Regions from separate parts of the Mus musculus genome. Here all the other regions are linked to region 1. Evidence: chromatin loops called from intact Hi-C (ENCODE). Cell type or tissue: left cerebral cortex. All regions are shown on one strand. Region 1 has its middle 490 kb from the start of Gm22034. Region 2 has its middle 250 kb from the start of Gm22034. Region 3 has its middle 240 kb from the start of Gm22034. Region 4 has its middle 230 kb from the start of Gm22034.

Region 1 (8,000 bases):
AGTTGGTTTTTGATTGTTCAATAAAGTTATTAACAGCCAATGGCTGGGCAGGGAGATGAAGTCAGGACACTTAGATTTCCTAAACAAGGGAAGGATGAAAGAAAAAGTTGCAGGATCACTATGACAGGAAATCAGAGAGATCAGACTTAGGGCTGCAGGAGAGCAACCATCCAGCCATTAATAAGTCAGAGAAGTAGCCCACGGGACCATTCCCCTGATTGCTTCTAGGGTAGCAGAGATGAAATATAGATTTAGCAAGTATTAACTCAGGAATATTGGAGGGAAGGGTGTCAGCTACGTGGAGGTTCAAGAGTGGTCCAACCATTAAGCTAGCAAGCCATATTAAATATAAAGGTTGCATGTGCATGTCTTTCACGCATGAATCCAGTGTTCTTGGGCAGGTTCAGAGTGGCACATCCTTGGTGAGCTCACAGTGGATTAAAAAATTACCACTATAATAGGTATGTAGAAGAATGCAAATAGATTCTGACATCTCTCCCTGCACAAAACTTAAGTCCAAGTAGATCAAGGTCCTCAACATAAAGCCAGATATCGTAAATCTCATAAAAGAGAAGGCGGGAAATATCTTCTGACTTGGGTCCTGTGTCTACTCTGCCACAGGGCATGGAGATTGGGCAGCCCAGACACAGCAATTTGTGTCAGGATGTGTTGGGTCATAAGGTAGCCACAGGACACTGCTCAGGGGATAGGGAAGCACAGTCCGAGAACAGGACAGTCAGAGCTGGCTTGGAGGTCTCTGGGCTTGTGACAAGGCTAAGGCGATCTAGTTCTCATGTTCTTGGACACCCAGGTGCTTCTGGGAGCCACAGAAGAGCTGAGAATAGAGTGGGAGGCCACGGGCTGGATCTAGCATACGGCTGGGATTAAAGGGAAAGCTTTGGCTGGTTCTTAAGGGAATTAGTCCTTAGCTAGTCAGCGGTTGGCTTGGGCTCAGACTTGGCTTGGTGGCAGTCAGTCATGACCTGGAGTGAAGAGAGACCTTCTAAAGGAGATAAGATGGTGTCTCTATAGGCAAAGGCCTCCATGGCTGCCACGGTGGATCCCAAAGAAAGGAGGCAGTCCATGGTTTTAAGACATTTACTGTCATGGTGGAAAGTGGATGAGTAAAACCATGTCACACTTCTCAGGGTGGGACTATGGTCAAATACCTTTTGCAGCGAAGAACTTCATGGAAGGGAAGCTTATTGTCTAAGCCCTCCAAACCTCTAGGTAACTCATTAAAATGGAGAGCTGTCATGACCACATGTCATATCCTCTATATATGGAGCGGCTTGGGACATTGCCATATGTGACTGATGGTTACAAATCTATGAGGGGTTGTGGCTAGTGACGGGGGCCCGGTGCCCAGGAACAGTGGAAGCTCCTACCATCCATTCAGGGCTTCCAGAGTTTCAAGCTTTAGTTCAACCAGGAAGCAGGCTACCTTTCAAGGTCCAACAGGCATCAACAAACCAAATAATCTAATTTAAAAATGGAATACAGACCTAAACAGATAATTCTCAACAGAGGAATTTCTAATTGCAATGAAGAAATGCTCAACATCCTTAGTCATCAGAAAAAATGCAAATCAGACTGACTTTGAGATTATATCTTATTCCTGTCAAAATGAATAAGACTAAAACCACAAGTGACAGCACACGCTGGCAAGGATGTGGATAGTGGGGAACAATTCACACTTACTGATGGGAGTGAAAATGTATATAGTCCCTATAGAATTTAATATGAAATTTTCTTAAAAAATAGGGAATTGATCTCCCTTAAGACCCAGTTATACTACTAACCAAAGGGCACTCCATCCTATAACAAGAATACTTGCTTAACTATGTTCCTATCAGCTTTATTCATAATAACCAGAATCTGGAAATGACTTATTTGTCCCTCAATTGAAAAATGCACAAACAAGAGGTGCCTTTGAATATTCCAAAGCTGTTAAAAACAATGGCATCTGCTGTATATTTGTCAGGGGCCTCATATCAGCTAGTGTATGCTGCCTGGGTGGAAGCTCAGTGTATAAGAGATCTAAGAAGTCCAGGTCAGTTGAGACTGCTGGTCTTCCTATGCTGTCACCCACCTGCTCAGTTTCTTCCGGCTTTTCCCAAATTCAACCACATAGGTCCCTGGCATCTATCTATTGGATGGGTGTAAGTATCTCCATCAGATTCTTTCAGCTATTTGTTGGGACTCTCAGAGAGCAGTCATGCTAGACTCATGTCTGTATGTACACCATATCAGCAGTAATAGTGTCAGGACTTAGAGCCCTCCCTTGAGCTGGATCCTGTTTTCTAATGGTCACTGGACCTCCTTTCCCTCAGTCTTTTCTCCATTTTTGTCCCTGCAGTTCTTTTAGACAGAAATAATTCTGGGTCAGAATTTTGCCTGTGAGATGACAACCACATTCCTAGACTAGATTCCCTGTACATATATACAGCATAAGATTGCCTGGTCTGGCCTCAGTAAGAAAAGACGCACCTAACACTAGAGAGACTTGAGGCCCCAGTGAGTAGGGAGGTCTGGTGGTGGGGTGGGGTTAGGGACATCTTCTTGGAGATGAGGGAGGAGAAATGGGATGAGGAAATGTCAGAGGGTAGTCTAGAAGGGGGCAGTAAAAATGAGATTAAATAATTGTGATAACAATAACAAAAATGAATAAATAATTTGAATTCAACAACAGCAACAATGCTATCACAAAATTTGCAGGCAAATGGATCAAACTAGAAAAATATCATCATGAATGAACTAACCCATATCCAAAAAGACAGACATGGTATGTACTCACTTATAAGTGGATATTAAATATAAAGTCAAAGACAATCATACTATAGTCTACAGGAACAGAGATGCTAAGTAATAAGCCTCTGAATTTATAACTTATAGCATAAGGGAGTAAATACCATGTTTTTCTTTCTGGATCAGTGTTACTTCATTCAAAATGACATTTTTTCCTAGTTCCACACATTTTCCTGAAAATTGCATGATGACATTGTTTTTAAAAGCTTAGTAATACTCCGTTTTATAAATTTATCACTTTGTAAAAACATGTTCTTCAACTGAGGGAAATATTCTGGCTATTATGAATAAAACTGCTATAAGCATAGTTAAGCAAGTCTCCTTGTAAAAGCATGGATTTCTTTTTTGCCATCCCCCAGTCCAAAAAGAATATCTATTCTATTTCTGATTCCCAGGGAAGTCCTTGTGACATCACCACCCCTAAATCTCAGCCACAGAACATCTGACCTGGATCTAGGTCAGCTTGTTCTGCCTGCACATTGTTAAGGAACTGCAGGCTAGCAGAATTGTTATCAATGTGACCAGTCAGACTTCAACCAGCAACTGATAGAAGAGATGCTGAGGCTTACAGCCAAACATTAGGGAGAGTGGACTACTCCTCTGCAGGAAAAGAAAGAAAGCTCTGAGACAGTAGATGGATCAAGAGATGCCACAAGAACACAGCTCACAGAACAAAAACTGACCTATCAGCCCCTTTATGTTTTCTATTACCTTTGCTTTCCTATCCCAAAACTGTACCAGTTGCAGTTATTCCCACATCTCAGAATTGATACCTGTTAGTTCTGAATAGTACCTCTGCAATTCCATTCTAAGCTGCACTCACTTCTGTTCATACAGAGAATCAGCACATCTGCTCCTGCTCTATGCTTGATTTCAGAGGTTGTATCCTCTCTCTCTTTCTCTCTCCCTCCCTCCCTCTCCCTCCAACACTCTCCCTCTCTCTCCCTCCCTCTCTCTCTCCCTCCCCCTCTCTCTAGCATCTATCTATCTATCTATCTATCTATCTATCTATCTATCTATCTATCTCTTTCTCAAGTGCAATTTTTATATTAGCCTTCAATTCCTGTCAGCCATATATCTTGGAGACACAAGTGAAATAACACCCTCACCTAGGTGCCATCTTGAATACAATGAGTATAACTCATCCTATTCTCTATAGCGCCTGCCTGGCACCTATCCTCAACTAAGCCACATTTATTTTTGTATGCAAGTATTTTATCTTATTTGATCATCCCTAACATCTAAAAATGTAACTTTCAATGAGTAAATATATAGGAGAATAAATGCATAGTTTTCACAGATAATGTAATGTACAGGAATAAATAATGTAGGTGGAACATCCTTTAATGGAAAAAAAATCAGGGACCAAAACTATCCAGTACACTATTCTCTATTTCATAATATTTCCATATTTAACATGAAACATTAAGAATGTTTTACAGAATGTATAAACACAACAACTATTAAGAAGACCCTTGAGGTTATTGTGCTCAACAATACTGTTTGAATGAAAAAAATGAAATCAAAAGGAAAGAAAAAGACATGAGTACTCGTAAGTATGGTGAGGAAACGTTTATTATAGATATGTGGGAGCGCATATTGAGAGGCTGACTCATTTGGAAGAGTCTAGAGTGGTTATGACTCTGAACTATGTGGCGAGATAGGGAGGGGAAAGGGAGAGAGGAGCCAAGTACAGTAGCCAGGATGCCAAAAGAAGGGACAGAGGGACGGATAAGTTAGGAAACCTAAATGCCTGGTTCATATAAAGAAAAATCTCTGAGGGAAGGACAGTTAAGCCCCTGGGCTAGAAAGTTCAGGGTAGAGCACTGGATATGCCATCATACTCTCTTATAGGTTGGGACTGAGGGATTCTGAGAGAACCTGCATATGTTGAGTAGTCACTGCAGGTGCTTATCTCAGGTCTGTAACTTAACATTGGAGTACTTGCATACTGAAGGTCAAGTATAGAACTAATTTCCCATTGTTATATCGTATTGCTGATCAAAAAGATTTGAATTATGGAGTATATGTTTCTTCTCAAAAGCCTAGCAATGTGGCTCAATTACCCCACTCCTAGGAGTGTATGCCAAGGTCTCCAATTTACCATACAGGAGAGATATTTACATGTCAGTATTTGCCACCACTCTAGTAGCACAGTCAATTTACAAAACCAAGAGAGGCATCTGTACACCTAGTAAAGTGTAAAGAAAACATAGAGCAATAGAACTTCCTTCATTCATAAATAGAAATGAAACTCTGGCATTTTCAAGGAAATGGATGCAACTAAAAACAATCATATTAAATTAATTATATCTGACTGAGAAAGATAACTATTGGATATTTTCTCTCATTTTTTGAATTCTGGATTACATAAAATCATGAGTGCACATATCACATGAGAGTAGAAATGTAACTGTGTAGGGAGAAAGAAACTACCTGGAGAATTAAACATAAAAAAAGATTATATCAGAGGGTATGGAGGATATACATTATACACTTGCATGAAACTTAACTTGTGTGGCCATTTTAATCAAAAATTTATATTTTAAAATCATGAAAATATGAAGTTTTGAAGCAATTTTCATTTTATATTTTTGAGGTAGGAATATTTCACCTATATTTATATTGTGAGGTCACGTTATAAATCCTAAAAAAAGTGATGGGCTGAAGAATATGAATACACAAGTGCATGAAAATGACTTCACTCTACTTGTCTTCACACAGTATAACAGTTATGGCTGCCTATTTCTCAGAATTTAAAAAAAGAGGACTAAGTAATAAGTTGAATATATAGCATAATGCAGTTTCTCTTGTGTCATTCTTAAGTTTGCCCAGGGCATTTGCAGTCTCCTTTCTTGGATCTCATTGGAAGATTCAACGCACCTGAAAATTATATTTTATAGTATGTCAATATCTCTGTACAATAGTTATCTTTAGTGGTGAGCAATCTTTGTCGGTGACCAATCTTTATTGGGGAGAAAACATGGTTTCTACTACCTGGTTATAACATATGTACTAAAAGATGTTTTCTCTTATCCACAGGTTTAAACAAGCATTATTCTGGCTTTGTAGATTTTTTTTTTTTAAGTTGTCAGTTATTCTTCGTGTTGAACATGTGATTGAGTTACCTCACTCAGGAAGATATTTTCAAGTTCCATCTATTCATCTGTGAATTTCAAGAAGTCATTGTTTTTAATAACTTAGTAGTATACTATTTAATCCCAGCACTCAGGAGGCAAAAGCAAGCAGATGTCTGTACATTTAAAGAGAACTTAATCTACAGAGTGAGTTCTAGTATAGCTAGGACTACACAAAGAAACTTTGTCTTTAAAAAAAAAGACAAAGAAAAAATACAAAACAATACTAAATAAGAAAGGAAATAAAGAAAAGAAAGAAAGTGGACTTTAGAATGTGATTTGATGATAATCCATGAAAAAAATTCACACCTTTACAAAAGAGGACCCTTCTCTTTTTACCATATAAGAGTGACACATGGACATGACTTTATTTAGATTATTTCATTTTTAACATATCTCTTTTCACACAAGAGAGGTTAGTATTGAACTTTGTAGCCAAGGGTGACCTTCAACTTCTGATCCTTTTTCCTCTATCTCCTGCAGACTAGAGGATTATAGGTGTGCACTATCACATCCATGTTTAAAATATACTGGACATCTAACCAACCCAGGACTTTGTGTACTATATGCTCAGCAAAGGCTCTTTCTTTGTAGTGTGATAGAAGTCTGTGCCCCCTGGCACCCTCTTCATGGACTGTTATTATCCAGAACTGTGAAAAAAAAAAAAAAAACAACAGCAACAACGAAATTTCTGTGTTATAAACCAGTCAGAAAAAAAATAAACATTTGTGAAAACTAATTACAGTAAGTTTGAACTCTAAAATGTGTAATTGAACATTTTCCTCCCCCTTCAATTCTGTTACTCTTAAAGCAGTGTTTCTCAGACTGCATGTCTGATATTTACATTATGATTCATAACAGTAACAAAATTACACTCATGAAGTAGCAATGAAAGAATTGTTTGGAAAGTTTGCAGCATTAGGAAGACTGAGAACTTCCAAATAAAAGACATTTTTTCCAGCAGCTCTGGAGAGACTTGTGGGTTCTAACCCAGCTAACAAGTCAATCTCCAGGCAAGTAAAAGACCTGGGATCTTCTTCCAATGTAAGTATAAAGAGCTGAATTCTTTGCCAAGTACCCATATAAAAAAGCTAGGCAGTGTTTCCTGCTTGTAATATATTATAGAAAGACAGAGACAGGGTAAGACAGATGTCTGGATCTCAGTGGATAGTCAATCTAGCCAGACTTATGATCTCCAAGTTTGGGTTCAATGAGAGAATTTTTCACAAAAAAAATTGTGGAGAAAGTTTAAGATATTGGACTTCACATTCCTCTGTATATACACTATACAAACACATACACACACACACACACTCAGAGGGGGGGGGAAGAGGGAGAGAAGGAGGGAGAGAGGGAGAGGGAAAGGGAGAGGGGGAAAGGGAGATGGGGAGAGGGAGAGGGAGAGAGGGAGAGAGGGAGAGGGAGAGGAGGAGAGGGAGGGAGAAAGGGAGGGGGAGGGGGAGGGAGAGAGGGAGGGAGAGTACATGGAGTACCTCAGTGAGTGTATATCTGGCTATGGGGTCTCCAGAAATCATGTGATTTGATTTTCAAGATCTATGAAGTTTGTTGGCCAGTTTTTATTAGCAAAACTTGGGATTTAACTGCTTAATTGACTCTGAGTCACAGAAGTAGGTGTCAGGATGTTAAGAGATTACCTGAAAAGAAAGGATTTTTCTTTTTTTCTTTTCCCTTTCTTTCTTTCTTTCTTTCTTTCTTTCTTTCTTTCTTTCTTTCTTTCTTTCTTTCTTTCTTTCTTTCTTTCCTTCCTTCCTTCCTTCCTTCCTTCCTTCCTTCTTTCTTTCTTTCTTTCTCTCTCTCTTTCTTTGTCTCTCTTCTCATGTTTTGTTTCTTTTCTACAATCCTGAGACTGTTGTTCATCACTCCCCTCCCCCAGGTGTCTGCACCACAATGTCTCAGTGAGCAGTTGCACAGGGAATAAGTTCAAAGTCAGAGGCCTGCAGGCAGACAGGCACAGACAAAAGAGCAGGGCTGTTCAAATCACCAAGAAGGAGAAGGAGACCCTGCCCATGTGGCCCCTCTTCCATTGAAGGAAGG
Region 2 (8,000 bases), 240 kb after region 1:
ATATTGATGTTCATGGCCATACTGCGGCTGAACGTCATTGTTCAGAGCCAGATAGGCCAAATGAGATGGTTAAATGGAAAAATGTCCTTGATAATAAATGGTATGGCCCGGATCCTATTTTGATAAGATCCAGGGGAGCTATCTGTGTTTTCCCACAGAATGAAGACAACCCATTTTGGGTACCAGAAAGACTCACCCGAAAAATCCAGACTGACCAAGGGAATACTAATGTCCCTCGTCTTGGTGATGTCCAGGGCGTCAATAATAAAGAGAGAGCAGCGTTGGGGGATAATGTCGACATTTCCACTCCCAATGATGGTGATGTATAATGCTCAAGTATTCTCCTGCTTTTTTACCACTAACTAGGAACTGGGTTTAGCCTTAATTCAGACAGCCTTGGCTCTGTCTGGACAGGTCCAGACGACTGACACCATTAACACTTTGTCAGCCTCAGTGACTACAGTCATAGATGAACAGGCCTCAGCTAATGTCAAGATACAGAGAGGTCTCATGCTGGTTAATCAACTCATAGATCTTGTCCAGATACAACTAGATGTATTATGACAAATAACTCAGCAGGGATGTGAACAAAAGTTTCCGGGATTGTGTGTTATTTCCATTCAGTATGTTAAATTTACTAGGACAGCTAATTTGTCAAAAAGTCTTTTTCAGTATATGTTACAGAATTGGATGGCTGAATTTGAACAGATCCTTCGGGAATTGAGACTTCAGGTCAACTCCACGCGCTTGGACCTGTCGCTGACCAAAGGATTACCCAATTGGATCTCCTCAGCATTTTCTTTCTTTAAAAAATGGGTGGGATTAATATTATTTGGAGATACACTTTGCTGTGGATTAGTGTTGCTTCTTTGATTGGTCTGTAAGCTTAAGGCCCAAACTAGGAGAGACAAGGTGGTTATTGCCCAGGCGCTTGCAGGACTAGAACATGGAGCTTCCCCTGATATATCTATGCTTAGGCAATAGGTCGCTGGCCACTCAGCTCTTATATCCCATGAGGCTAGACTCATTGCACGGGATAGAGTGAGTGTGCTTCAGCAGCCCGAGAGAGTTGCAAGGCTAAGCACTGCAATGGAAAGGCTCTGCGGCATATATGAGCCTATTCTAGGGAGACATGTCATCTTTCATGAAGGTTCAGTGTCCTAGTTCCCTTCCCCCAGGCAAAACGACACGGGAGCAGGTCAGGGTTGCTCTGGGTAAAAGCCTGTGAGCCTAAGAGCTAATCCTGTACATGGCTCCTTTACCTACACACTGGGGATTTGACCTCTATCTCCACTCTCATTAATATGGGTGGCCTATTTGCTCTTATTAAAAGGATAGGGGGAGATGTTGGGAGCCGCGCCCACATTCGCCGTTACAAGATGGCGCTGACAGCTGTGTTCTAAGTGGTAAACAAATAATCTGCGCATGTGCCAAGGGTATCTTATGAGTACTTGTGCTCTGCCTTCCCCGTGACGTCAACTCGGCCGATGGGCTGCAGCCAATCAAGGAGTGACACGTCCGAGGCGAAGGAGAATTCTCCTTAAAAAGGGACGGGGTTTCGTTTTCTCTCTCTCTTGCTTTTCTCTCTCTCTTGCTTCTCGCTCGCTCTTGCTTCTTGCACTCTGGCTCCTGAAGATGTAAGCAATAAAGCCTTGCCGCAGAAGATTCTGGTCTGTGGTGTTCTTCCTGGCCGGTCGTGAGAACGCGTCTAATAACAGCTGCGGGGGGCTATCTACAGACATTCTCTCTGCCAAAAAAGAAAAAAGGGGGAGATGTGAGGAGCGGGTATGGCGGCAGTCCCAAAGGCGCCAGGGACTGCAGCTAAGTTGTATGACTTGCACCTGACTTCTTCATATAAGCCACAAACATCTTGAGAGCTGCGCAGGTGTGCCAGGATACCGGTGAATCCATTTTGATGGAGATATGTCCCTGATGCCCTGATTAGCTGAAGCTGCGTGCCTGGTGAGGTGGCGTGGCCTGCTGTGCGTGGATCGGAACTGAGAGTATAAAAGAGTGAGAGGCCCAGGGTTCAAGGGAGATATAAACAAGAAGAAACAGGACTGAATAAACGTTTGCAGAAGGATCCTGTTGCAGCGTCGTTACTGCTGGCCAGTCCATAGCAGTTTCTATGTCCAACAAGTTCATGAACTGTCCATTCCACCCACACAAATCTCCAGCAAGAGACTGGTATAAGGGCTGTAGGAAACAGTGAGAGCAAGTGAGAGAGCTCAAGGACTAAGAATGTGGACTGTTCTTGCAGAGGACTTGAGTTCAGATCTCATCCTTCATGCTGGTTTGTGTAAATATGCCTGAAATTTGAGCTGCCAGAAATCTAGCACATTCTTCTGGCCTCATCAAACACCATCTCTTAAATATGTGTGTATACATACACAGACTTATAAAGTAAATCTTCACTTTTAAAAAGGATAGTCTTCTCCTTTTGATGACTCTTGGCTACTCTGTGAGGAGGACTTCAATATCCAGTTCTCCCTAATAGAATTGTTGGAAAGCCAAGTATACCTAAGAAAACAGGAGAGAGATTGTATCTCCCAAGATCAGTAACACTCCAGATCTCAGGAGAAACATAAACTGGTGCAAGGAAAGCCGTTTTGGGAATACCATGTGAAGAAACATACAAGGAATCATAATGTCAGAGGTCCCTTCAGACCCAAAGTCAATATTCTATACTAATCCAAAGGATAGCAAAATGTAAGAGAGCAGGAACTAATGAGACAAGCTATATAAACTCAGGATATGGCTTAGGATAATAACTCTTGTTTAGTGTATAGCAAGCCCAGCTTCAAAGTTCCGTGTTATAGGAAAGGACTCTAAACTAGCAATGGCTCAGAATTTAATAGCACTGTTGCTCTTCGAGAAGACTGTGAATTTTAGGCAACACACAACCACCTGTTCCTCCAGTTCCAAGGATCCTGATGGCCTCTGTTAGTTTCTGATGGCACCTTCACTCATATGCACATATCCACACAGAGACACACAGACAAATACAAATACATATAAATATACCTAAAACAAATCTAATAAGTAACAAACTTCCAAACATAAAAGTAAAATTGTTGGTCTCCATGATAGACATTATGTCCCACATCCTGTGTGTGATTTAATTACAAAAGAACCATGGTTCTTGTTGCTGTTATCATACTTAGAGGAGAGTAAAAGGCCAGGCTCAATGTGGAATAATGTCCTGTGATTCAATTAGGTTAGTAGTAGAATTTAGAACTGAAAGAAGATACTTTAATTTTCAAAGACACTTCATTTTTCTTGCTATAATTTTAATAAAAGCAAAAGGAAAGGGGTATTTCATATGTGTGCATGTTTATGTGTGTGTGTTTGTGTGTGTATATGTGAGTGTGTGCACACATATGTGTTCAGAGGCCAGAGGAGGATATTGAATTGCTTCCTGTCACTCTAAATTGGCCTTATTTCTGTCAATGTCTTTCACTGAACTAGCAGCTCACTATTTTATAGTTGCACTAGTTGGCAATTAAGACTCAGCAATAATCCTGTTTCTGAAATCCTCTGCTTCTCCTCCATTGGCCAGAAACATAGTTAGAGGTACCTACGGCAGTATCTGGCTTTCCATGTAGGAGTTTCAGATATGAATTCAGATCTTCATAATTATGTGGCAAGCACTCTTCCCTTTGGAATCATTTCCCCTACTACCATGATCTACATCTTTTGAATATCATTAAGCAGGAAGTACCTATGAAGTGAATATCATGGAGCATGGGGTATACTTCTGATTGCTCTGGAGCTCAGGCCTCCCATGCCTGCATATGTTACACAGTTATTTGTCCCCTGATGTCCTTTTTAAACACCAGGCAGTAACGAATTTGATCATTATCAGAGAGAATTTTTTTTTCCTCTTCAAACCATGATGACAGAGGCATAAGTGATGAAAAGCAAGGGGATGATTACCACGGTATCTGTCATCACATTAGTCAGCAGCAGAAGATCTTCTTTGCTTCAAAGTGACTTTGACCAACACTATGCTGACAGACTAATAAACTCAGCTTCATGTCCTGTTAGAGCAGTGCATGTTTTTTTTTCTCTTTTATGTTTTTCATATACATTTATGATAGTGGCTTTAAATTGGGCACTTCTCCATCAATATCAATTGGAGGATGATTCACAAGTCCCTTTGAGGATTCATGGGACTAAGTAAGTAAAGATTTAATAAACATAGTTTAAAGGAAAAGCTAGAACCTCACTCATTTCAATCAATTAAAACTAAGAAACTTCTCCATATAGTAGGCAAAGGAAGTAAATCATGGGGATTTTGAAAGTCTCTTAACTTCTATGGGGGTAGAGTTTGTGGGACGAAATGCCAATAAAAGAGTTAGTAACTCAATTTTCTCAGTGTTTTTGTTTTTGTTTTTGTTTTTTCCCCACAAATAACTTTCTAAACTTAGTGCTGGTTTTAGAAAACATGCAATAAAATCCAATTTTTTCTGACACCAAAAATGAATAGAAAGACAAATAATGTAATTATTGTAACTACATGTGCATGTAGAATGAGGCCAGGTTATTGAGTTAAACAAAGAATTACCTGAAAGACGAAGTAACACTTAAAAAGAAATGAACAAGTTGAAATAAGGTCAACAGACAGGAAGAGGGAGAAGTCCTTGATGTGATGAGGTAAAGACCAGAGGCTAAGGGCTGTTCTAAAGAGGATTCACGGGGTCCAGTAAATGAAAATCTCCACTTCCAGACAGTAGAGCTAATACGCATTGAGAGGAATAAGAAACTTGCTCACTTGGTAAATCATGAGGGCCTGAGTTTGATCCCCAGAACACAAAAAGAAAAAGTTGTGTCTGGTTGTGGCCCTTGTAATCCTAGCACTGGGGATGAGGAGACACATGGAACACTTATATTCCTTGCCCAGGAGGACCAATGTGTTGGCCATTTTCTGTCACAAATAAGGTAAATGGCTCCTAAGTAATGTGAGATAAGCTCCCTGACCTCTAAATAGATGTATAGATGTTCTTACCTACACACTCTGGTATACATACATACATACATACACACACACATAACTTAAGTTCATGGAGACTCACTGAATAATTTGAAACAATACAGAGATATAGCCACAATAACTTTAAGGGGCTAAGATGCAGCAAAGTAAGCAAAGAACTTGCACTGCAAATACAAGGATCGTGGTTCCTATCACTAGATCCAACTAAAAGCTGGGCATAGCCATGCTTAGTTATGTGTGACTATATAATTCAAGTGATGAAGTTGTGGAGACAGACAGGTCATAGGGACTTGCTGGTCATTCAGTCTACATGAAAAAGTGAGTGAGAGACCCTGTTTCAAAAAGCAAAGTAAAACAAAACAACATAAGCAAAACAAAAACAAAAATAAAACCGAACAACCCCCGCCAAAAAAAACCCAAAACTAATAAAAAATCAAAACAAAATAGGTAGAGAGGAGCTGAACAAATCACCCAAACTTAATCTCTTACCTCCACATCAGTACACACACAGATGTGTACGCAAGTACACACACACACACACACACACACACACACACACACACACACACACGTGTAATTTATCAAAAACAATGAATCTTATCTAGAGTGTGATGAAGCCACACTCACTCTTCTTGGAAGGAATTCACAGTAGTCAGTCATTTCTCCTAGTTTTGTAATTAAATGGCCTTGGCTCTCCATCCTATGCTGTTCTTCCTCTTATCCTTAGCCGCTATATAAAAAAGAACATTTGTCTTGTCTTTCATCAAGGTCGAAGTGTAGACAATATTTTGTTAATGGAGTGGGAACAACAAGGAAGGTCTATGATTAGACATGTTAGGGAGATTTCATGCCTACTGACACAGGAATTTATCTCAATAGCAGTAGGAGTGGATTCTATTATTTTTCCTTTGAATATGGCACCAGCAAGGCTCCAATTAGTAGAATAACATGATACAGGGAACAGAGATATAATATTAGAGAATTTCATCATGTGAAGAAACACTTTCTGACCCTTTTCTCTGAACTACACTCTCAAAAAAACTTTGTGTCATTAAAATTGAACAGCCTGGAAATTATTTACTTGATTGACAATTTAATCAATGGAGTTAGACATAGTTTAAAATGAAAATGATAAAATATTGATTAGAAACAATATTTACTCTTAGAGTTCTTTGATTTTCTTTTCTCTAGTTGAAAACACTCATGGTTCTTATCAGAGAACTGTTTCAAGGGGAATAGGTAGGCACTTCAGGTAACCATGACTTAAAAAAAAAAAAAAAAAGCCTTTTATTTCGGTCTATTTTGCTCTTAAGTTTTAATGGAGTAAACAATGTGAGAGAGTCCTTGGTGTTTTCTGAACCATAAGCAAGGGGTGGGCTATGTGCATTACATAGATATTGTTCTGGGTAAGGACATCAAAAAAATGGCTTAAGAACTGTGCAGTGTGGGCTGGGAAGATGGGTCACTGTTTAGAAGTGCTTCCCTTGTAAACATGTAGACTTGCATATAAATGCCTAGCACCCAAATAAAATACCAGGTATAGAACACCTGCACTATATGCTATAATATTAGCATTAGGGTAGTGATAAGAGAATCTTTGAGGCATACTGGTTTTCAGCCTAGATCCAGGTTCAGCATGAGACCCTGTCTGAAAGGAATAAGGAGATGAGTGAAAGAGCAGAACATCAGACATTCTCCTCTGGGGTATACATTCAAGTACATATGCACAGCATCATATGCACACACATACATGCATACATACATACATATGTACATACATATATACATACATACACAAACACATACATACACACATCTATATGTTTCTATATCTATATCTATGTCTATGTCTATTTCAATCTATATCTAGAGAGAGACAGACAGAGAGAGAGAGACAGAGAGAGATAGAGAGAGACAGAGAGGGAAAGAAAGATCAATAAAAATAAAAACTAGAAGTGTATAGTGTTATATGACATAGCCCAGTGAATCATTATACTCATTCAGAGTCATCCTTTTTATTACATTTTCATTAGAATTTTTCTTCATTTACATTTCAAATGCTATCCCTAAAGCTCCCTATACCCTCCCCCTGCCCTGCTCCCCTACCCACTCACTCCCTCTTCTTGGCCCTGGAATTCCTCTATACTGGGGCATATAAAGTTTGCTAGACCAAGGGGCCTTTCTTCCCAATGATAGCTGATTAGGCCATCTTCTGCTACATATGCAGCTAGAGACACGAGCTCAGGGGTACTAGTTAGTTCATGTTGTTGTTCCACCTATAGGGTTGCAATATCCACAAAGCCCCCTATACCCTCTCCCTGCCCTTCTCCCCAACCCACCTACTCCTGCTTCCTGGCCCTGGCATTCCCTTGTTCTGGGACTTTCTTAGTAAAACCAATCCCTAGCCTAATATATATTCATGAGAAACAATAGGACACAAAGATTCAGTATGTTTCCTGACATCATGGGTACAAGAGATGATCTCAGCTGTGTCTCGGATTCTCTCACTGATGACCACACTATGACAAACTCTTGTCTATACTGGGTAATTTATGCAACAAAGATGCTACAATACTCACAGTATGTGAGCATATGGCAGTGTTAATCATTAATTTTCTACTTCATTAAAAATATTTATGATGTTTGATGAACATCAGTCTTCATATGTAATCAATTGTCTCTAACATAGAAATACCACATCCTATATTTTGTTAGATTTTTTTCTTTTTTTCTTTTTTTTTCCTGCAGTTTCTTTTTTTTTTCTTTCTTTTTTTCTTTTATTTTAATTAGGTATTTTCATTTACATTTCCAATGCTACCCCAAAAGTCCCCCAAACCCTCCCTCTCCACTCCACTCCCCCCCCACACACTCCCACTTCTTGGCCCTGGCTTTCCCCTGTAAAGAGGCATATAAGGTTTGTAAGACCAATGGGTCTCTCTTTCCAGTGATGGCCGACTAGGTCATCTTCTGATACATATGCAACCAGAGACATGAGCTCCAGGGGTAC
Region 3 (8,000 bases), 250 kb after region 1:
ATAGACATGTGCACAACTGTATTGTTTGCAGCACATTTCACAGTATCTAGATCATGGAACTTTCCTAGGGCTCTTCAAACTGAGAAATGGATAAAGAAAACACACTTCATATACATGATAAAAATTTTTCAGCCCCAACTATTCCAACTGCAGGAAAATGGATGTGTTTTTTTCCCACATGTCCCAGCCCAGCCCCATTCTCCTGACTCCCCACTCTTCTTATCATCAGTGTTCTATTTTGGCTCCTTGATTTTTGACAGTTTCTCCACAGAACATTATTATACTCTGGAATCCACTTCCTCCATTAGTCTAAAAATCTGTCTTTCTATATCCTGGACAAGATCAGCTCAGGCCTTCAATCTGAAGTTTTTCCAAATGCCCATCACTGACAGGTAGTGATTGATACGGAGAGCCAACATTCTGGCTGTGTAGTCTCTCTGCTCATGGTCTGAACATAATTTGCCTCTCATTAGAGTAACACTAGGGCAGTTTCTGGCTGAATGTGATCAGAAATAACCCTCATCCACCTTTTCATTATACACCTTTAGATAAAACACACCCTTTTTTCCTTATCATGTACTTCCTTCCCTTGACCATAACCATATTCAGATGATGAGATCATTGACAAAATGGGGACAAAGAGTAAACAGGTCTGCCAATGTGAAAGTGACTTCATGGTGTAGCCATGTTGTAGTTTCAAGTGTCTCCCATAAGTTCATGTTTGAACAGATGGTCTCTGGTTTATGGTGTCCTTTGGGCAGGTTGCAGAACCTTTAGATGTTGGAGCCTCACTAGAGGAAATGTGTCGCCTATGGTAGGGTTTGAATATTTATACTTTTATGCCATTTTCTATGTATTCTCTGTTACCTGACTGTGGTTAATAAGTGATATGTTAGTGTTTCTCTTTTTTCTACCATGGCTTCCCCTACCAGTTGCCATTTCTTCATCCATTATGATCCGTCATATTCTTTTGGAACTGTAAACCCAAATAAACTCTTTCTTTCTTTAGTTGACTTGGTCAGAGTATTTTTATCATAGAAGCAAGAAAATAACTAAGACAGACCACACTCCACTTGTCACTTGGACCAGTGATATATATGAGTTACTTGTTGTAACAGTACAAAGCAAGCCATTAGCACAATGCCATTTGTTGCACAGATCTTCTAAATACACATGGCACCATTTTCTCTTTCACTATAGCACATATCCAACTTCTCTTTGTTTGCCTTATTCTCATAAACTCCATAAAGATATGTCTTTGTCCACTCTTTTTCCTGCTTCCTTAAGTATGTGACATATTACAGCTGATTGGATAATTAATGCTAAAGGAATAAACAGTCCCCACACAATGCTGAATAGAGTGTCCCCACACTGCATTCCAGAAGTTTTGCCCATACACTGTGTGTACTCACAGTCATGACAGGTAGCTCCTGTGTAACCAGTGTCACTGCAGTTGCAGTAGAAGGTGGTCCAGGTCTGGGCACAGTGTCCTCCATGTTCACAATAGTTTGACAAACACCTAATGGAAAGGAAGGAAGGAAGGAAGGAAGGAAGGAAGGAAGGAAAGGAAGGAAAGGAAGGGAAGGAAAAAAGAAGAAAGAAAGAAAGAAAGAAAGAAAGAAAGAAAGAAAGAAAGAAGGAAGAAAGAATAAAATATATTCACTTTTTCATTATATAAAAATAATAATCCTGTAAATTCCCTAAAACTGGAAAGGCAGATTTCAGTTTTATTTTTATGTGTGCTTTATTACTAATGTAAAATCCTTAAATTACAATAACCAAAGATAGTTTCTGTCATATTCCTCAGTATTCCTCTTTTTCAGGTGGCTAAGCTTTTTTTTTTTTTTTTTTTTTTTTTTTTTTAATCCTGTAAATTCCCTAAAACTGGAAAGGCAGATTTCAGTTTTATTTTTATGTGTGCTTTATTACTAATGTAAAATCCTTAAATTACAATAACCAAAGATAGTTTCTGTCATATTCCTCAGTATTCCTCTTTTTCAGGTGGCTAAGCTTTTTTTTTTTTTTTTTTTTTTTTTTTTTTTTTTTTTTTTTTTTTTTTTTTTTAATGTTTTATCTGAGTTGATGTAGTTTTACTCTAAACGATAACACTCATATTAAAACAATACTGATTAGGCTGTTTACTTTCTGACCAACTGTACAAGAGATAGCAGATCATGTAAAGAAGGTGTAAAACCTGAGGTTATCAGTAATAAAACTATACTCAATAATATCATGGGCCATTTAATAGGCAAATAAGAATTCTTTATATTCAGAAATAAAGAAACTTTTTGGAGTTCTACTAAATGATGTATCACTAGCTCTCAATGTTCACTAAGTAGATCAATATCTTTTCAGCATGCCTCTCTGCTCTCTGAAAATCTTTTATGGAGGCCTACTGTGAACAATGTGACACAGATTCTTCCACAGGGCCCTGATGGCATCATGTCCATACTTTCATTGCTCAGCAAGCTACATATGCTCCTGATGCATACAGTTGGTTATTTAAAAAAATCGTAACTTACTATCAGAATCCCAATCATTGTATTAATACTTAGGCATGACAAAAAGTATGCTACTGAAAGACATAAAGCCCCAAGTGAATCTCCCAGAGCCAGAAAGTTCTTATATTGTATTCAGAATTACTCTGGAAATGAATTAGTACTACTGAATTTTAAAAACAAGTACACACTTAATTTAAACATATTTGCAATGGATTGTAGTAGAGTTAAGAATAAACCTCAGCTGTGACTGTCAGGAGGAACACTATTTAGGGTCTTAAGCTGTCACCAAATCAATAAGCCTAATAATAATTGAAAGTCTTTACAATTTTCCTGTTGTATACTCCGTATGTAACAAAAAATATGCAATGTTTTCCCTACAAATGCCACATTTCCAAAATAATAAGACATTTTCCTTATATCAAAATACTAATCATACTTTGAAAACATTTAAATAATTATTTCTATTCATATTTTTGAAAATATGTTCTTGGTTTGATTCTTGTTAATTTCTATTTAATATGTGTGAGACAATTGATATAAACCTTAAAGTAAAACGTAGGACAGAATGATGTTCACTGAAGTTGAATGATCCTTTTCTGAATTTTGTTTTAATCACATACATATTACTTTAATGTGTTAAATTTTCATAAAGTAAAAAGAATATAATTTAAATATGGTTTGAAATCTACAAAGTATGTATTTAACAAAGACATAAAACATTTTAAAAGTTCCTCTAGTCTTTATCAATTTGATTTTTGATTCTGTCCATTAAGGTTTCTGTCTATCATGGTTAAGGAGTGTGGCAGATACACTTATATTAGGGGAGCCTGAAAGCAAAGCTAGAGAAAAGATTCAATTTCAAAGGCTCTACTTCCACTGATCTATTATAGGCTACTAGCACTCTAATGCTTCAGTCTTCAATACAACAGCCATTTGAGACATACCTCTCATCTAAATTGTGAAATCTCAGAACAAATTCACTTGACACTGCTGGAAGCTCTGAAATCTTTTTCTACTTCCTCTTCTCCTTTTCCTTTAATACCATCGTGAGATGCCATCAGCATGACAACACTTTCAATATATAGACTGTATGCCTGTCTAAATCTACTGCTTGGGAAAAAATTGTTCATACATATTTATGTATAGATACAAAAGCATCTGTAAAAATATTAGTTAGCAAGGATAACAATTTTAAAATAACACACACACACACAGACATATATATATATATATATGTGTGTGTATATATATATATAATATAATATATAATATATATATATATTACCAAATATAGTACCTTGTTGATGTATAAATTGTGGCACACCTATACTGTGGTGTTCAGAGGCAACTAAAATGAAGAGTACATCTGAATGCAAGGGTAAGAGGAAGTCTCCCAATTAAAAACATGCTAGTAAGTGAAGCAAGGTATGTGGATACAGCTTAGTAGGCAAGATCTCTTGCAAAGTCCTGAGTTTAATTTTCTTCTACCAGGTAAAAAGGCAAACATATCTGAGCTTGTCTGTAACCCCTTCACTGTGTGGTATAGAACAGTGCATCTATATCAGCTTATTTGGCCAAATTAGACTAATATCAAGCTTCTAGTTCAGGGGAGATCGTGTCTCAAAGGAATAAGGCAAACAGTGATAGAGAAAGGCACTCATATCCTGCTATAGCCTCCACATGCAGTCATATGCATCCATGCACAGGTATAGGCACAGGCACTCATTCACTCACATGCATGTGTCACCCATACAATATGTAAAGTAAAAGTGTTATTTTGCTGTTGTAATCAATGTTTGTATTTATGGAAAATGAGACCTGGAAGAACAGAATTCTTATATATTAACAGTGGTTAGCTTTGAAAACAGAAATAGGTTTTTGATGTTTTATTATGCTACTGCGAAACCTAGGACCTCATGTATGCTAGGCAAGCAGTGGGCTAGTTTCTCAACTCTAAAATAACTAGCTTAAACTTTGGGAACGCATACACAACTCTTTGTATTTTATGGTCTCTCATAACAGGAATGCAGTGGAAAATACCTTCTTGAAGCATGGAATAAACAACATACGATCTACTTACATACTTACAGAAATTAAGATATATGCAAGCTCACCAATGATACAGTATTGATAGGCCAGCCTTGTGTATGTAGAAAGCCATTGGATGAAGCATCTTCACATAACTGTATAGTGTGTGTGTATGTGTGTGTGTGTATCTGGGTGATGTGCATTTTTATGTATGGGTTTTTGCTTATATATGGATATATATGGTGTATGTACTTTAGGACATTAGTATGTATATGTACATGTATGTGAAGCCCACAGGTGGACCTTTGCTGTTTTGTTTTCATTGTTTAAAAATTTACTGAGTCAGGTTCTCCCAAATAACCCAGAGCTGGCTGATTCTGATAGTCTAGCTAGGATTCTTTTCTCAAGGATTGCCTGTCCATACTTCTCACATGCTTTTATGACATGTGATCAGCCATCCATACCCAGAAATTAAATGGGTACAGGGAACCTCATCCTTGTATGGCAAGAAATGTATACACTGAACAATCTTCCTATGCCTGCATGAGCATTATTTTAAAAAATTCATTATTTGATGAAAGTAAAGACAAACCTTGTAGGAAATGGTCTCACCTGGAAATTGAACAAACTGGACAAAACTAAGATAAGGGGATTTGGTATAGTGTCTGAACAGGGAGGTATTAAAACTTCATGGCAGCCAAAATTTAAGTCAACTTGTCAGGTAAAATCAGGATTTACTTTCTGGGCCTAGTTTCTGTAACAACTACAGAGTTTAGAGTAGATGCTCAATATATGTGCTCATTTTTAAACATAAAAGCCCCAATGCTCATTGTGTACTCACTTTCACCTAGAATACAGCAGGCAGTCATATCTACTCTGCTTGCTTCCACAAATTCTAGAAGTAAAATTAAATAGGTGAGGCCTGTTCTCCTCTGGAGTGAAGCCCATTTGATAATATACTCTTAATGACCACTATTTATTATCTTTCTATAATGGTCTGTGAAAAATTGAAGTCACCTGTAAATATTAACATAACAGGCTCATACGTATAATGAAATATGCACAATGGTTAAGTGTTTGCCCATGTTTTTGTCTTATAGAGAAGTCATTCACACAGCTATGCTGTGAAAAGGCAGGCTACTCACCTAAAATTCTCAATTTAAACATACCTGAAAATGTCATTAGTTAAAAAATAAATCACAACAAAAACACTCATCCTGATTCTATAGGATTATAAGGAAATTGTAGCTTACTGTTAATCTCCCATGTCCAGTTCCCATAGACTGGCAGTACCACTGTTGATAAAACTTTTAATTTCTAAACATTCACATGATTGATGCTCTACAAGACTTCCTTCCTTCTTTAGAATTGCACATATGCATATATATGTGCGAGCATCCACATTTAAGTATAAGTACTTGCAATCGCTAGAAAGGGTGTTGGATCCTGAGTGTAGTAGTTACAGATGTCCTGCATGGATACTAGGAGCCAAATTCATGCCCCCTACCTGATCAGCAAGTGCTCTTAACTCCTGAGCATCTCTAGGATTAGAAATTAATCTGTATGTAGGTGTACTTTATGTTCCATTTATAAGAAGTGAAATTTCTTCTCCATACAAGCGAAGGTCAGTTTTAATTCCTGTAAGCTTTCCTTAGAGACTGAAGTACAAAACAATGGCTTGTGCTGTAAGATTGAGGATTGACAAATGGGAACTCATGAAACTGCAAAGCTTCTGCAAGGCAAATGATACCGTCAATTAGACAAAAAGGCCACCAACAGATTGGGAAAGGATCTTTACCTATCTTAAATCAGAGAGAGGACTAATATCCAATATATATAAAGAACTCAAGAGGGTGGACTCCAGAAAATCAAACAACCCCCTTTAAAAATGGGTCTCAAAGCTAAACAAAGAATTCTCACCGAGGAATACCAAATGACTGAGAAGCACCTGAAAAAATGTTCAACATCCTTAATCATCAGAGAAATGCAAATCAAAACAGCCCTGAGATTCCATCTCATACCAGTCAGAATGGCTAAGATCAAAAATTCAGGTGACAGCAGATGCTGGCAAGGATGTGGTGAAAGAGGAACACTCCTCCATTGTTGGTGGGATTGCAAGCTTGTACAACCACTCTGGAAATCAGTCTGGCAGTTCCTCAGAAAATTGGACATAGTACTACCAGAGAATCCAGCAATACCTCTCCTGGGCATATATCCAGAAGATGTCCCAACCGGTAAGAAGGACACATGCTCCACTATGTTCATAGCAGCCTTATTTATAATAGCCAGAAGCTGGAAAGAACCCAGATGCCCCTCAACAGAGGAATGGATACAAAAAATGTGGTACATTTACACAATGGAGTGCTACTCAGCTATTAAAAAGAATGAATTTATGAAATTCCTAGGCAAATGGTTGGACCTGGAGGGCATCATCCTGAGTGAGGTAACACAATCACAAAAGAACTCAAATGATATGTACTCACTGATAAGTGGATATTAGCCCAGAAACTTTGTACAGCGAGATATAAGGGACAATTTGCAAAACACATGAAACTGAAGAAGAACGAAGACCAAAGTGTGGGCACTTTGCCCCTTCTTAGAACTGGAAACAATCACCTATGGAAGGAGTTACAGAGACAAAGTTTGGAGTTGAGACAAAAGGATGGACCGTCTAGAGACTGCCATATCCAGCGATCCATCCCATAATTAGCCTCCAAATGATGACACCATTTCATACACTAGCAAGCATTTGATGCAAGGACTGTGATATAGCTGTCTCTTGTGAGACTAGGCCGGGGCCTAGCAAACACAGAAGTGGATGCTCACAGTCAACTATTGGATGGATCGAAGGGCCCCCAATGGAGGAGCTAGAGAAAGTATCCAAGGAGCTAAAGAGATCTGCAACCCTGTAGGTGCAACATTATGAAGTAACCAGTACCCCGGAGCTCTTGTCTCTAGCTGCATATGTATCAAAAGATGGCCTAGTCAGCCATCACTGGAAAGAGAGGCCCATTGGACAGGCAAACTTTATATGCCCCAGTGCAGGGGAACGCCAGGGCCAAAAAAAAAAAAAAATGGAAATGGGTGGGTAGGGGAGTGGGGCGGGGGAGTGGGGGACTTTTGGGATAGCATTGGAAATGTAATTGAGGAAAATACGTAATAAAAAAAATCAAAAAAAAAAAAAGAAAAGAAAAGGCTAGCTGATAAATGCAAGCTGTTTAATGATGTTCATACATTAGAATTTAGCTAAGTCACCTTCCTTTGTCTGTTCCCTTTAATTAGCAGATAAATTCTTTGATCTATTTTTGGTTAAATACCTTTATGATGATTGAAATGTGTTGTAATTATAACAGATGCAGATATTAAAGAATTAAGTTAATAAAATGAAAACATGTCAGAAGTCAGTCTCCTACATTTTCAGGGTCTGGTTCACCCTCGAGAGTTCCGCTCTGGATTGTTGCTGGAGATAAT
Region 4 (8,000 bases), 260 kb after region 1:
AGCTCTTGTTGGCATCTTCAAGGGTGTCTGGGTTTGGAGGTTGTTCATGGGATGGATCCCCAAGTGGGGCAGACTCAAGAGGGTTGATCCTTCAGTCTCTGCTCTGAACTTTGTCTCTGTAACTCCTTCCATCAGTATTTTGTCCCCCATTCTACGAAGGAGTCTGTTTCAGGGCTAATCAGTGAGTTCATATCATGGGTGTTATTTTGTGACTGGGTTACCTCACTTAGGATGATATCCTTCAGATCCATCTATTTGTCTAAGAATTTCGTAAATTCATTGTTTTTAATAGTTCCATAGTTCTCCATTGTGTAAATGAACCACATTTTCTATATCTATTCCTCTGTTGAGGGACATCTTGGTTCTTTCCAGCTTCTGGCTATCATAAATAAGGCTGCTATGAACATAGTGAAGCATGTGTCCTTATAACAAGTTGGGAGTGCTGCTTTCTTAACATTCTCTGAACATCCACTCTAGATCTCACTTACCAAATAATAAACTTTAGAACAAGCACACGACATAATTCACTGGGTTATTTCTATGCCTTTGTTTTAAGCATTAGTGTTTCCAATCATGAGTAAGTTAGGGAAACTTCTCATCACATCCTTATGAGAAAATGTAAAACCTAATTGTGGTTGGCTATATTTTCTCTGAATATAACCATCTCAGTATCTATCACAGTTATTTTTATCATTGCTATGACAAAATATCTGACAAGAGAGAAGGAAGTTTTTTTTTTTTTCTGGTTTATAGTTCTAGAGGATACTATTGGCAATTGGAAAGAAAGCAATGTCAACAGGGCAGGCAACAGAGGGTCATACTATCTTTACAGTGGAAAAACAGAGTGTACAAGAAGTAGGCCCTACTACTGAACATCAAGGCCCACTCCCAGTGATCTACTTCCTCCAATGAGGCTCCATCTCCTAGTGTTTCCTTCACCCTTCTGAAACAGCACCTCCATTTGGGATTCATGTGTTCAAACACATGTGCTTATGGATCACATTTTACATTGTAATGAGAACAATATTTTCTTGTGCCCAGGAGGACAGTGACACTTTATCCACAGAATTATCCACTTTTTTTGGTATAAAAACAAGTAACAAGAGAGATCGGCCTGATTATAGAACTCAGATGCCCTCCTTCAAGGATACTTAGAGCAATGAAATCCAGGATCATGTGCCTTATAGGCACTTCTCCACTCACATCTAAAGAGGCATAGGATGAAGATGTAATGGCTCCCATTTAAAGAACAAAATGATGATTCAATTAAACCCTCACTGGAGAGTTCCAGATAGATTGCCCATATTGAAGTACCTCAGACTCTACCCTCATAGAACAGTCATTTCAGGCTAATTAGGGAGTTCCTTCCTACTGTGATAATCCCCAAGAACATTTACTGGAAATCTTAGATATTAGTATATTCTTAGTTGCAGTATGTTCTTTAAAAGCTTTCAATTTTAGAGAAGAACTCAGATATATGTTTTACCGAATAATGTAATCTTTTTATAACACCCACTCTTTTAACATGCTCCCACACATGGGGTGGGCTGTATTAGGAATCTGTTTGTGGAGGTTATTCAGCATAAAGTTTTCCCAGTCTCTGTTTTTGCAGCTCACCAAGCTAAAGCTGAGAAGCTAAACATCTTGACCAGAAAGTGAGAGACACATAGTTTTCTTAGAAGAGGATTGCTAGAAGAAAAGGAACCATATATGGAGAGAGAAAATTGCATTTTATGACATATTTGGCTGCAGGAAAATTATTGTATTGTTTTTTTTACATGATCTATCAAGTGTATAAAACAAATTGCTTGCATTTTCAAAAGTAAATATCCTTAGGATACAGTAGTAGAGTCCAATGGCAATAAGCCCTGATTTCTTAATTGATATTGCTGCCTCCACATGATGTCCATTTATGTAAGTTCAGGACTGGGATTGGATGATATCTAAGGTTCTCCCTTAATTGTATTGCTAGGTGTGGGTAACACAGGGAATGTAAATTTGTAATTTGTAGAAGGGGCCTGCCTTTCTACAATAAAGCTCTAAAACCATAGACTGTTTCTGTTCAATAAGGACTAGACTAAGGACTCTCACCTGCGTGGGAACCTCTCTCCCTCTGCCCTCTTCTGGTATCTCCAGGACCTGGTGCTGCTCCAGGGCCCCTATTCTGTTCTCAGTTCCTCTGCCAGCTCCAGCGTGGGATGCCAGAGACTGAGAACCTGGTACTGGGAGCTGCCCCTTGTTCACACCCTGCTGTGTGGGGTTAGTGTCTTCACACAGCCAGATGAGCAACCTGAGCTGCATGGAAAGCATCTGGCAGTCCTCCAGTGCCTGCCTGCCCAGAGCACAGGAGCTCTAGCTAAACGCAGGCTCTCTCCCTCCGCCATCTTTTCCTACAATTCCCCACCTTATTTTTTTGAGGCATGTTCATTTGCTAGACCCTGTAGGTAAATATGATTATTGTTGTTGTTTTGCTGCTGCTATTGCTCTAACTAGTCTGGCAGCAAGATAGCTTACATCTTTGGCTCTAGCAGTACTAGGGTTACAGGTGGTCATGTGTTACCACAGATAGCTTATTACTTATGTAATACATAATACATAAAATGCTGCACCCAACAATTACTTTGAAAGATTCTCCCTTGCCAGAAATATAGATTATGGCAAGTTCCATTTCCTGAAATAGCTTTGTTTTTGGAGATTCTAAATTAGCACATTTTAATGAAGCACACATTTTATTACCTGCTTTCCCAGCTCCTCAAATGGAAACAAATAAAAGGCACATTGATCAGATGTCACTATGGTGTATTAAGAATCCCATGTGCAATGATATTATCAGAAAGGGTATATAAATGTTTCATCTAATTATAGCAGTCATTTCAAGCATTAGCTGAGAACATGTTCTGCATGGAAAATTTTGCATGTTCTCATGTTCCTCAGTAAAGACACCCGATGTTTTTCATCTCTTTTTCCCTGGACTGGGACACTTGTTATCTGAAGTTCCATAACTGTGCCAACATTTTTTTATAACTTATGCTTCTATCGAAATCTGCTGGTATTCATTTTTAGTCTTCCCACTCTTGAGCGCGCCCCCAACTCGCCAGCAAGAATGACGCCACAGCAGGATCCTTCTGCACACGTTTATTCAGTCCTGTTTCTTCTTTCTTTATATCTCCCTTGTTTATATATCTCCCTTGTTTTTATATCTCCCTTGTTTATATCTCCCTTGTTTTTATATCTCCCTTGTTTATATCTCCCTTGTTTATATCTCTCCCTTGTTTTTATATCTCCCTTGTTTTTATATCTCCCCTGTTTTTATATCTCCCCCGAACCCTGGGCCTCTCACTCTTTTATACTCTCAGTTCCCATCCACGCACAGCAGGCCACGCCACCTCACCAGGCATGCAGCTTCAGCTAATCAGGGCAGCAGGGGCAAATCTCCACCAAATTGGATTCACCTGTATCCTGGTACACCTGAGCAGCACTCAAGATGTTTGTGTCTTATATGAGGAAGTCAGGTGCAACTCATATGACTTAGCTGCAGTCCCTGGCGCCTTTGGGACTGCCGCCACACCCGCTCCTAACATCTCCCCCTTTTTTCTTTTCTGGCAGAGAGAATGTCTGTAGATAGCCCCCCGCAGCCATGCCCCTTACCCGTCCTTGGGTGACAAACAGCATTGGTTTGATCCCTGTCTTAGGTTGGTGACATGCCCAGGGAGTCTTATCACTGACTACCTCTCTATCATGCCAAGCCACTCCTGGGGAGATTGTGTTTTGCTTGCGGCAGGTGCATCAAAAGGCCAGGATGTTACTTAACCTATGGCCAGATCTTAATTGCTGCAAGCAAGCCTCATGGGTGAAGGTAGAGGTCTGATCCCCAGTGTGCAAGCATAGGGGCCCTACACAAAACCATCCCTTGGGCTCATCACCCAGAGAGGTCTTGGCCAGCTCCCGTGTCGTTTTTCCTGGGGGAAGGGAACTAGGACACTGAACCTTCATGCAATCAGACGTGCCTTCCACAGGATGCCAACAGCAAGCTATCCTCTGTGCAGTGCTTAGCCTCGCACCCCACGGCATAATGCAGCATAATTTTTTTAGAGCGGCAAACCGAATCTGAGGAGATTGTCCCTCCTCCACTGCAGCAAAAGCCTATGCTACCTACCATGGCGAAAGTGCGGGCCGCACACTCTGCACCTAACACATGTGCCAAACACAAAAAACACACACACACTATAACAAGCATACATCCCAGGGCTCTCATCCCCGCTCATCTTCCCTGAAGCAAGGGATAGATAGCCAGCGGGGCTATCTCTTTAAGGGGAATTCAGGGATCAAAAAGGCATAGAAAAATTTGAACGTCATGTCAAGCTGGTATCGGCTTCTGGAATACCGAAAGGATCTCTCATCTCGGCTCCATCCTTTGTGCTTGTGGGATCATCCACCACATCCACAGGGGCAACTGGATCAGGACGCTCATTCTTGCAGCGTCTCACCAATCTCTCCGGCACCCAAAGAGGTTCCGTCTGGTCCTGTGGAAACACACAAACAGACCCTCTCGCCCACGTCAACACCTGATCTACTCGATCCCCAGGGGGGATGGACACAATACCTCGTGGTGATGAGACCATAACCTCAATCACCTGTGTGTCCATCTGGGGAGTCAATATGAGAGTCAAGTTTTCACTGCTGAGGAGGCATAGGGAGGAGGCACAGAAGCTAATTTGCCTTCCTCCTCCGCCTCGGCTCTTTTGTTTTGTCCTTTCTGTTCACCTGATTTTACTGTGTCTTCTTTCTTTTTCCTTTTTCTTTTTAAGCCCTTCTCCTCTTCCGACATACTTTCTTGTTGCTCTGTAAGGATTTTCTGACCTGTCTTGACTGCCTCTCGATTCAAACAGTAACAGAGTCCATATATCAGAACAAACAAGACCAAAACTATCAGACCTACCCACAAAGGGTCAATGGGAGAAAAAAGCATAACTACACAGCGAGGATCTATTGATCACTACACTGAGCTTATCATAGTTCCTTAACTTGTCCCCAAACCGGGAACCTTAACTTGTCCCAAGCCGGGAACCTTAACTTGTCCCAAACCCGGGAACCTTTCGTTACCTTGTGCCTGCTTCCTGGCAACTTTATGATTGCCTCTATTTTATCCGAGGTCCTTCCCAAACTCCTGGGTTACTTTGTGCCTACTTCCTGGCAACTTTATGCTCACCTCTATTTTATCTGAGGTCCTTCCCAAACTCCTGGGGTCGCAAATTTCACTCACCGTGAACTTACCCTGCCAGCAACCACTGACTGCTGAAAGTTCTGAACTCGGTGGGGGAGTCGGTTCCCCGTACGGGCCACCAATTGTCGCGCCCGCTCTCAATCAGCAAGAACGACGCGACCACCAGTCCTTCTAACAGCAGTTTATTCATTCTTCATCTTTCTTCTTTCTCTTCATCATTGCCCTTCCCCAGCTGAAGAGTTCTGAATCCACGCTGGATCCTTCTCAACAGTCTGTTTTACGGGAACCTTTATTAACCACTCCTTCCCCGTGATGCAGTTCTGAATCCTTCCTGTAGCAGGGGGTCTTCGCTCATGCCTGAAGATGTTTCTTGTCCCGGGTTTTGGCACCAACTCTTGAGCGCGCCCCCAACTCGCCAGCAAGAATGACGCCACAGCAGGATCCTTCTGCACACGTTTATTCAGTCCTGTTTCTTCTTTCTTTATATCTCCCTTGTTTATATATCTCCCTTGTTTTTATATCTCCCTTGTTTATATCTCCCTTGTTTTTATATCTCCCTTGTTTATATCTCCCTTGTTTATATCTCTCCCTTGTTTTTATATCTCCCTTGTTTTTATATCTCCCCTGTTTTTATATCTCCCCCGAACCCTGGGCCTCTCACTCTTTTATACTCTCAGTTCCCATCCACGCACAGCAGGCCACGCCACCTCACCAGGCATGCAGCTTCAGCTAATCAGGGCAGCAGGGGCAAATCTCCACCAAATTGGATTCACCTGTATCCTGGTACACCTGAGCAGCACTCAAGATGTTTGTGTCTTATATGAGGAAGTCAGGTGCAAGTCATATGACTTAGCTGCAGTCCCTGGCGCCTTTGGGACTGCCGCCACACCCGCTCCTAACATCCCACAAAGATTGAAAGCAAAATCTGCTAACACAAATGCCCTCTTTTTGATGATCCCAGCTCTACAATCCCAGCTATGTGGAAGCCATGTGCTTTCCCTGCATGGCCCATCAGCATGACTACAGCAACTCTTCAGAACTATAGCATGTCAACTAAATTTAAGGCATAGTGGATTGTAAGACAGTTGCTAGCTTCTCATGAAATACATATTACCAAGAAAACTATCATGTGCTGTTAGTTATGAAATGTATCCCAGTACTAGAGATTTCAAAGGCAACGGCAAAGCACTTTAACTTGGTGGAACATACAAGCCATGATCTGTTTTCTTGCCCATTTTTCGCACTACATCCTCTTAGCTTTCATCTACTCTCACTCTTGCCAAGCATGATTTTGCCTCATATTTTAAAATGTAATTCCATCATCTATCCAAAGTCCTTCCATTTCATTTCCCATTTCTTACAGTGGTATGAACTTACTGGTACCACATGTTCTTATTGGTAACACATGTTTCACAAATCAGGGTATATTTCAGTTTTTAACAATGGATAATTAATGTAGCCAAGAACATCTAACACCAACATATAGGTATGCACTTAGCAAATACTATATACTTGTTGCCTCATTCATATTGTAAGAAGGTATGCAGAGTTAGAAGAATAAGACAGATAGATGTAGAAGGAACATGGGAAAATACTGCTGAGATTTAGCATAGATTCTTTTTATCTTTCTGACTTAAAATATAAAACCTCCTACCATAAGAGAAGCCAAATCCAAGAGAGATACAACTAGAAACTCAATGCCATGCTGGATATCTGGGTTGTAGAATAAAGATACTTATTTGTACTAGTCTACTGTCTGGTCTCTTTAGAACTAAAGAAAGAGTGGTTGGGGTTGGTGGCAGCTAGGACCAGGCATCCCCAATTAAGGACATTCTTAAAGAGCACAGCCACAACCTTAAGTTTTTGACATTATAGGAAGGACAACCATAGCAGGTGAAGAGTGAATTGGTTTAGGGAAATCAGATCCTCCCTCCTTTATGCTTTACTCTTAACTTTAATGTAATCAAATATGTTTATGTATAAATTTTTAATTCTTTCATAAATTTATATTTTGATTTACTCTTCATATCCCATTTACTGCAAGTTAAAATAAAAAGAGACTCAACTAATTTAAACCATTTTCCCTGGGCCTGAAATCTCTTCAGCAATATTTTCCATTAGGTAATTCAATTATATCTAACATGGCTAATGTTTGTGGATTAGAATTTTGCTTACAGAAATGCATATTGCAAACACTGAGAATGGGTAGGGGATGAGGAACAGAATAGACAAGATAAAAATTACCTGTCTTTCATGCTCCACAGATCAATGTGTAAGTCACTAAAATTCCCCAGAGAACCTTGATGAACTGAAATGATGTCCTTAGGCTGGTTATCAATAGAGATGAACCTCATGCAGCCTTGAAAGCATTAATGGGGTTTAAGCATTGGAAATCTGTGGGATTGTCTGGACACCCTGTGGGACATAGAGAAAGATGAAAAATATTGAAATTATCTGTTATTGCCATGGAAAACTATTGATAGAAGACCTTGAGGTCTAAATATTTGAACATTTTTTTCCACAATAGGGCATACTTTTGTCATAAATCCCAGCTCAGGAAAGCATGCAAAAATAATGCAAAATGGGTATGTTCAATCACTATAAAGTAAAAGGGTACCAAAGGAAATATCATTGGTAGAACATTTTCCCTAGTCTCCACCTTGCTTCTCATGTCTGTTATGTCTCTCTGTTTCTGTCTCTGTCTCTCTCTCTCTCTCTCTGTCTGTCTGACTATGTGTGTGTGTGTGTGTATGCTGCACAGTGGAACACATAGTAC

The links. Peaks named below come from ENCODE experiments on the same cell type or tissue, not always from the same donor. Only the 100,000 strongest peaks of a DNase experiment are listed, where the experiment ranks them.
Region 2: a loop joins it to region 1, with 5 times the contacts of the local background. A loop is called at or near these places in 9 of 42 quality-filtered maps.
Region 3: it touches region 1 in a loop (9-fold over the local background); 11 of 42 quality-filtered maps call a loop at or near these places.
Region 4: it touches region 1 in a loop (4-fold over the local background); 10 of 42 quality-filtered maps call a loop at or near these places.

The regions. Positions count from the first base shown.
Region 1 is chr1:103,434,700-103,442,699 of GRCm38, reverse strand. No RefSeq gene overlaps it. Among named protein-coding and RNA genes, the nearest start is that of Gm22034, 490 kb to the right of the region's middle. In left cerebral cortex, no CTCF peak of the experiment used is centred here; a DNase peak (open chromatin) is centred at 4,482.
Region 2 is chr1:103,198,883-103,206,882 of GRCm38, reverse strand. It overlaps the pseudogene Gm18728. Among named protein-coding and RNA genes, the nearest start is that of Gm22034, 250 kb to the right of the region's middle. In left cerebral cortex, no CTCF peak of the experiment used is centred here; no DNase peak of the experiment used is centred here.
Region 3 is chr1:103,188,487-103,196,486 of GRCm38, reverse strand. It overlaps the pseudogene Gm18728. Among named protein-coding and RNA genes, the nearest start is that of Gm22034, 240 kb to the right of the region's middle. In left cerebral cortex, no CTCF peak of the experiment used is centred here; no DNase peak of the experiment used is centred here.
Region 4 is chr1:103,176,183-103,184,182 of GRCm38, reverse strand. It overlaps the pseudogene Gm18728. Among named protein-coding and RNA genes, the nearest start is that of Gm22034, 230 kb to the right of the region's middle. In left cerebral cortex, no CTCF peak of the experiment used is centred here; DNase peaks (open chromatin) are centred at 1,564 and 3,038.